Linked DNA regions of Homo sapiens: region 2 is linked to region 1. Evidence: chromatin contacts called from ENCODE Hi-C data. All regions are on one chromosome and are shown on one strand. Each heading gives the region's core, a stretch centred on a gene start or an enhancer-like site at or near the end of the contact. The rest is flanking DNA. Distances are from core to core; before and after follow the strand shown.

Region 1 (3,358 bases), core at 342-2,841:
CAAGCTGGGGTTGACTAACTTAAGCTAACCTTGGCTGCATTTGGTGCCAGGCTATAGGTTTAGTCATAGTTTACGCCAGATATCCCACAGTCTACTAGGATCAGAGGACTAGCTGGGTCATATTCTTTTCAAGGTTAGGGCCAGAACTTTCTGTGCAGAGAGGGCAGGCAAGTGAAAGGGGGAAAGGAATAATGAGAGAGGTAGGTGTGTGTATGCATGTGTGTGTGTTTCTGGCTCTCTCTCTGTATATATCTACCTGTATCTGTCTCTCTTTTAGCAATGAAAACAATAACTTACTCAAAAGACCCACGTATACCCTTGACAGGCATCTCATTGGTGAGAGGTACATCATGCGGCCACTTCTAGTTATCTGCACAAATTGAAGTTCCATATTACTGAAGTCAAACAGGCAAGGAAGACATTATTGAAGACTACTGCTGTTGGGAAAGGGGATAAAACTCTTCTAATCTCAACTCCTCTAAAAGAAAAAAAGGAGTGGAGAGTTATTAAGAGCTATTTTGGGAAGATCACCGGCCACCTGAGTTTGCTGATTGACTTTACCCAAAGGAAAAGTAAATTTTCTCCTCCATGACAGGAGGTGGTTTTACAACTTGAAGCGAGAAGCCTACAACAGTTAGGTTCCTTTCCTCTCACACAAAATAAGAGATGGCCCACTACCTTCCTTGCTGATTATATTTCAAAGGCATGATGGCTTTCCATACCCTTGAGATAGTTTTCAATTATATAACTGGCCAGAAGCTTTAAAAAATATTTACATCTGAAAAGGGAAGAGAAATAACTTACAATGGTAAAGTTTTCTAAAGTAATTTTTTTTAATATACTTTAAGTTCTAGGGTATATGTGCACAACGTGCAGGTTTGTTACATATGTATACATGTGCCATGTTGCTGTGCTGCACCCATTAACTCGTCATTTACATTAGGTATATCCCCTAATGCTATCCCTCCCCCCTACCCCACGACAGGCCCCGGTGTGTGATGTTCCCCATCCCGTGTCCAAGTGTTCTCATTGTTCAATTCCCACCTATGAGTGAGAACATGCAGTGTTTGGTTTTCTGTCCTTCTAATAGTTTGCTCAGAATGATGGTTTCCAGCTTCATCCATGTGCCTACAAAGGACATGAACTCATTACAAGCAAATGCTCTTTAGAAAGGGAGGTCAGGGACCCATAGGCAGGAAAAAAAGCCTGCTTAAAGCTTGTAATGAAGCTAAGGAAAACTAAGCCCTTCTGGCTTACAGATTAAATGTGTTATTGCAGTTTGACACCAATGAATTCAGATTATGAGTTTCCAATCTCTCAGGGTTCCTGCATGAGAGAGTTGCTGTACATTTTACACAATCTCTTTTTGTCTACTTACTTTCTTAATACGCATCCTTGACCGCTCCTCACTAACAGTGAAAAGAACAATGCTTCCAAAACGGTCACGTCCTCGCTTTTTACACAAGTGCGCGTGCGCACTGGGCGCTAGGCCTCTGACGTCACCAAGTGCATCCGCCCCTACAAGTTAGCAACCGAAGGCGTCCTTAGCAGCAGTGGCCGCTGAGATGTACGAACTTCCGGTTCTCCGGGCAGCTGCCACTGCTGTAGCTTCTGCCACCTGCCACGACCGGGCCTCTCCCTGGCGTTTGGTCACCTCTGCTTCATTCTCCACCGCGCCTATGGTCCCTCTTGGAGCCAGCGTGGCGGGCCTGGCGGCTCCCGGGTGGTGAGAGAGCGGTCCGGGAACGATGAAGGCCTCGCAGTGCTGCTGCTGTCTCAGCCACCTCTTGGCTTCCGTCCTCCTCCTGCTGTTGCTGCCTGAACTAAGCGGGCCCCTGGCAGTCCTGCTGCAGGCAGCCGAGGCCGCGCCAGGTCTTGGGCCTCCTGACCCTAGACCACGGACATTACCGCCGCTGCCACCGGGCCCTACCCCTGCCCAGCAGCCGGGCCGTGGTCTGGCTGAAGCTGCGGGGCCGCGGGGCTCCGAGGGAGGCAATGGCAGCAACCCTGTGGCCGGGCTTGAGACGGACGATCACGGAGGGAAGGCCGGGGAAGGCTCGGTGGGTGGCGGCCTTGCTGTGAGCCCCAACCCTGGCGACAAGCCCATGACCCAGCGGGCCCTGACCGTGTTGATGGTGGTGAGCGGCGCGGTGCTGGTGTACTTCGTGGTCAGGACGGTCAGGTGAGGCAAAGCCTCGGTGGGGCACCCCCGTGGGCCTGAGATACGCAGGCCGGTGATCTCCAGCAAGGCTGACTTCTGTGACCCTTTCCCCCTTCCCCAGCATCAGGGACTCCTGCTTAAGAATATGATATTGACTTTCTTAAAGGCCTGTTACCTTTGGAGCAATTTAAACCTATAACTAATTGCTGCCTTTTGTTTATAAATGAGTGCCCTACCTCCAAATCTCTTCATCTGACCTACAACCCACGTCAGCCTCAAAGGGCACCCTTTCTCTGAAGTGAGGATAATCTTTATTCCCTAGAATTTTGACTACTCTGTCTTGTAATACTTCTACCTTTCTAGTCTAAATTTTTGTATACCTAACTGGTCAAAATTTTGCCAATCAGAATGCAAACTCTTTAAAGACAGGATATCTATTTAGTAGGTTTGTGAGTCTTACAAATTATTTGTACAATGCTGCCACTTAATAGGAAATCAATATATATTTGAGTGGATTAATAGTAATATAGAGGTGCCTTATGGATATTTTATTTTTATAAAATTCAGGAGAAGAAAAGTTCTTCCTTACTATCAGTGTTTCCTAGTATTGCCCTTTAATCTGCCACCTAAGTGGCAGAGAATCACCTTCCTGAAGAGTTGACATACAGAGCCAAGACCTCACCATTAGGAGAAGCCAGCAAAGAGATAAGGTGAGGGAAAGCTGTCTAGCAGTTTATTTCATTATAAAATAAGTGTAGAGGGTAGGTTTGCAGCTTATGTTTGTTTATTGTTTTCAAAATTCACGTTTTTCCCATAAATACCCTCTGTATTGTAATTTAACATATTTCTTTAAACTGATTATTTAAAGCAAAAGTTTCCTTTTAAACAAGTCGTTATTATCATGAATGGAAAACCAACATCACTTGGCTAGTTAAAAAATAGTGTAAGCCAGTGGTTCTTGACATGTGGGCCAGGGAACCACACAGGTGGGAGTTTCACTTAGACCTCTTCAGGGCATCTACAGTATTAAAACTATTTTCAAAATAATACATTCTGTTACAGGCTTATAGGGTACAAGTAGTTCATTGATATTGTTTCAGATTCCACATTGCAACTAATCTTTAAGAAACTGCTTGTCAAGTTTTGGTGTAGTAGTATCATAAAGGAATAACCACTCATATATAAAAAGGCTATTAA
Region 2 (3,358 bases), core at 407-2,906, 5.0 Mb before region 1:
TGAGAGAGCCCACTTGTATTACCTTCCGTGCTGTATTATTATTTCATGTATGCTTGGTTTTGCTTCCCTGAAATCTAAACTCATGTAAACTGAGACTATTGTTTAGGGGTTTTTTTGTTTTTGTTTTTTTTTTGAGATGGAGTTTTGCTCTTGTTGCCCAGGCGGAGTGCAAAGGTGCGATCTCAGCTCACTGCAACCTCCACCTCCTGGGTTCAAGTGATTCTCCTGCCTCAGCCTCCCTAGTAGCTGGGATTACAGGCGCCCGCCACCACGCCCAGTATTTTGCGTATTTTTCGTAGAGACGGGGTTTCACCATGCTGGCCAGGCTGGTCTCGAACCCCTAACCTTCGGTGATCCGCCCGTCTCGGCTTCCCAAAGTGCTGGGATTACAGGCGTGAGCCACCGCGCCCAACACTGTTTACGTTTTTGCATGCTCCCGCAGATCTTTATCATGCTGCTTGAGTAACAATTCTGCTACACTAACAGATAAACTAACTGCAGACAGAGCATTTAGTGAGTTACGGCACAGACTCTTCAATTTTCAGTCGTGCTCTGACTGGCTCCCTGTGTAAACTCAGGCCAGTCATTTAACCTCTCTAAGCCTGTTTTCCTATCTGCAATATGGTGAAAGTGAGGATTATAGAAAATATTCCATATAAAAGTACGTGGCACGCAGCAGATGCTCAGTAAATGCTTAGTATAACGCTCAGCACCTAAGTGCCATGTGAGTATTAAATAAACAAATCTGTTCCTTACTACAATTATCTTAGGCAAAAAAAAACCTGCCAGATATTAGTATTCAGTTGACTTAAGTAAGTAGTATAACTCCTCTTTTAACTGTCAGAATATTAAAACTACTAGTGTGATGTGCAAATTATATACCCGAAACTAGATACAGAAATTGGAATTTGGCTTTGGGACAGAAATCTGCTTCTTCCAGAACTCTCCAAAGGAATTCAACAGTCAAAAGAGACCGGTTTTTATTCTGCAGCAAAACAATGATATTCTGAACCTACGTCAACTAACTGAACATGTCACACAGCCCATTTCCCCCTCCAGTTTCGCTTATCTCCTTTGCTCTCTGAAGGCAAGGAACAGCTATGCTTTCCCCTGCCTACAGCCTGAAACTTCTTACTAGGCCCCGCTCCTCGCCCCATGGGAGCACAGTAAATCCTGACTGCACGGGGTAAGAGAAGCAATAAGATGAGACAGGCTAGAGATTTCCCTGGGAAGGTATTCGGGGGGGTCTAAGGCATTCACGGCGCACCTGAGGCGGTCCACCCAGAGGCCCCACAAGGCACCGCCCTATTCAACTTAAGTGACAGCCGCGCCGCCACCTCATCGCCGCCCAGTTCACGCTCTCGCCGAACACTCAGCCACGCTTGCGCGGCCCAAAATGAACAGCCCCGGCCCCGATCCTTTCTTTCTCTAAGTACCATTTCAATCGCCTTTAGGATCCCTTGTGCAAAACCGACAGAAATCCAAACCCACCTGGAGCAGATGCTCCTCTTCTACAAACGCCGAGGCTGCAATGAGAGCGCATGCGCCTTTCCCAGGACTCATTCACGTGACTGGAAGTGGCTGGGTTCTGATTTGCTCGGTATTTGATTAAAAGGTCTTAACGTGGGTAAAAGCGGGAATTTCTCTGTTGCGCATGTGCGCGCTCTCCGCCTGATAGGAGTTGTAGTTCTGCGGGTGAAGCTCGGCGTTACTATCAAGCAACCAAACTGCAAGCTTTGGGAGTTGTTCGCTGTCCCTGCCCTGCTCTGCTAGGGAGAGAACGCCAGAGGGAGGCGGCTGGCCCGGCGGCAGGCTCTCAGAACCGCTACCGGCGATGCTACTGCTGTGGGTGTCGGTGGTCGCAGCCTTGGCGCTGGCGGTACTGGCCCCCGGAGCAGGGGAGCAGAGGCGGAGAGCAGCCAAAGCGCCCAATGTGGTGCTGGTCGTGAGCGACTCCTTCGTAAGTACCGCGAGGCAGGGGAGGGGCGCCCCGCTGGGGATCGGCGACCTCACCGCCGCCGCCTGTGCTGCAGGCTTTGGGGAGCAGAACCTGAGACATTTTCAAACACCTTTTACCCCGATGCAAAGAAAGAAATACATTTTATGTGAGGCCCCGTGTACTCACACGTACACCACATACCTATGCAAACATGTAAAACAATAGTGAAACACTGAAAACATCTTTGCAGATCTTTTTTTTTTAATACTGACCTCGATTCGCTAAATTATTTTACCACGACTAATGAACTTTCAGTCCATACCCCCGTTTGGTTTAATTGTGTGGTAAAATAACATTCTGCATCTCCATAAAAGCGTGTTAGCTTTCCAAAAGTCATTTTCCAGTTCACCTCAAGTTTGCAGGAATTCATGTTTGGGTGAGAAGTGAAGAAAGTTTATTTTTATTACCCAGGTCTGTGATAATCCTGTTAGTGCTGATTCAAATGGAATCGTTGGTATAACTTGATTCACTCCCCCGTATTCCAGAGAAATTGTGTGTATGTGTGTGTGTTGGTAATGTGGCTGAATCCCAAACTTAAACAGTTTTTGAAACTTTCCCAAGCCAAAGGTGCTACTGTCAACCTTACGCGATGCTTTTAGGATGATCCATGTTTTAAAAAGTGCTGCTTAGACAATTGTTTGGTTATTAATTGTAATATTAGTTTATTATCACTCGGTGTTACTGTGGTCACACAGATGTTGGTGTTAAGCATATCTGGCACTAAAGAGTGTTTGTAATCATATGTTGTATTTCCTTTCTCGTAGATTCCTGATGATTAAAATTACATAGTCTGGATGTGCCCATGGGATTTTTTGAAAATATTACTTAAAGTTATCTTTGTGATTTAAACTTAGAGAATGGGCAGTACTGGAAATTGACTAGATGGCATTTTATTACAGAGTGCTCTTGTAATCAAAGGCAAATGAAGGAAGCAGGATTGTGCAGAGGAGAAGCTGAATTTTGTTGCCATCTTATGAATGACAGTTCTCAAACTAGTATGGTGCTTCAGAGCTGCTTTCCAATAGGAGTGAGGAGAACAGACCTTTCCACCTGCATGTTGGATGGCCACTGGTTGTGGGCTGCTCCTAGAATGGGGCATGGTGTTGGGCAAAGCAGCTGTCTTCAGCAGAGGCAATTGTTCATTCCTAAAAGGGAATCCGAATGTGGATCACAACATCCCAGAAACTTCCAAAGATGACTGAGATATATAGGTTTGTTATTTTTTTTAGTGTAGTATGAATGCATAGATTTTTCTATATTTGTGCTTAAATTTTTTGCATTCACGGCCGGGCGCGGTGGCTCACGCCTGTAATCCCAGCACTTTGGGAGGCCGAGGTGGGCGGATCACGAGGTCAAGAG

What was found. A loop is a pair of places that touch in the nucleus more often than their neighbours do. Pooled maps may share reads with other maps.
Region 2: a loop to region 1 is called in a map of B cell, with 10 times the contacts of the local background. The contact joins the promoter of ARSK here to the promoter of FAM174A in region 1. A Hi-C loop is called at or near these places in 4 of 168 maps with a recorded cell type or tissue (B cell, CD4-positive, alpha-beta T cell, CD4-positive, alpha-beta memory T cell and 1 more) and 5 of 50 pooled maps.

What each region holds. Positions count from the first base shown.
Region 1 is chr5:100,533,783-100,537,140 of GRCh38, forward strand. FAM174A (family with sequence similarity 174 member A) reads left to right here and starts at 1,592. Exons shown (of 3, transcript NM_198507.3): 1 at 1,592-2,182. The coding sequence starts at 1,749. FAM174A-DT (FAM174A divergent transcript) reads right to left here and starts at 1,461. Exons shown (of 5, transcript NR_172939.1): 1 at 1,379-1,461; 2 at 298-370. RefSeq lists an enhancer at 1,551-1,850.
Region 2 is chr5:95,553,445-95,556,802 of GRCh38, forward strand. It overlaps ARSK (arylsulfatase family member K), which reads left to right and starts at 1,657. Exons shown (of 8, transcript NM_198150.3): 1 at 1,657-1,960. The coding sequence starts at 1,835. SKIC3 (SKI3 subunit of superkiller complex) reads right to left here and starts at 1,533. Exons shown (of 43, transcript NM_014639.4): 1 at 1,492-1,533.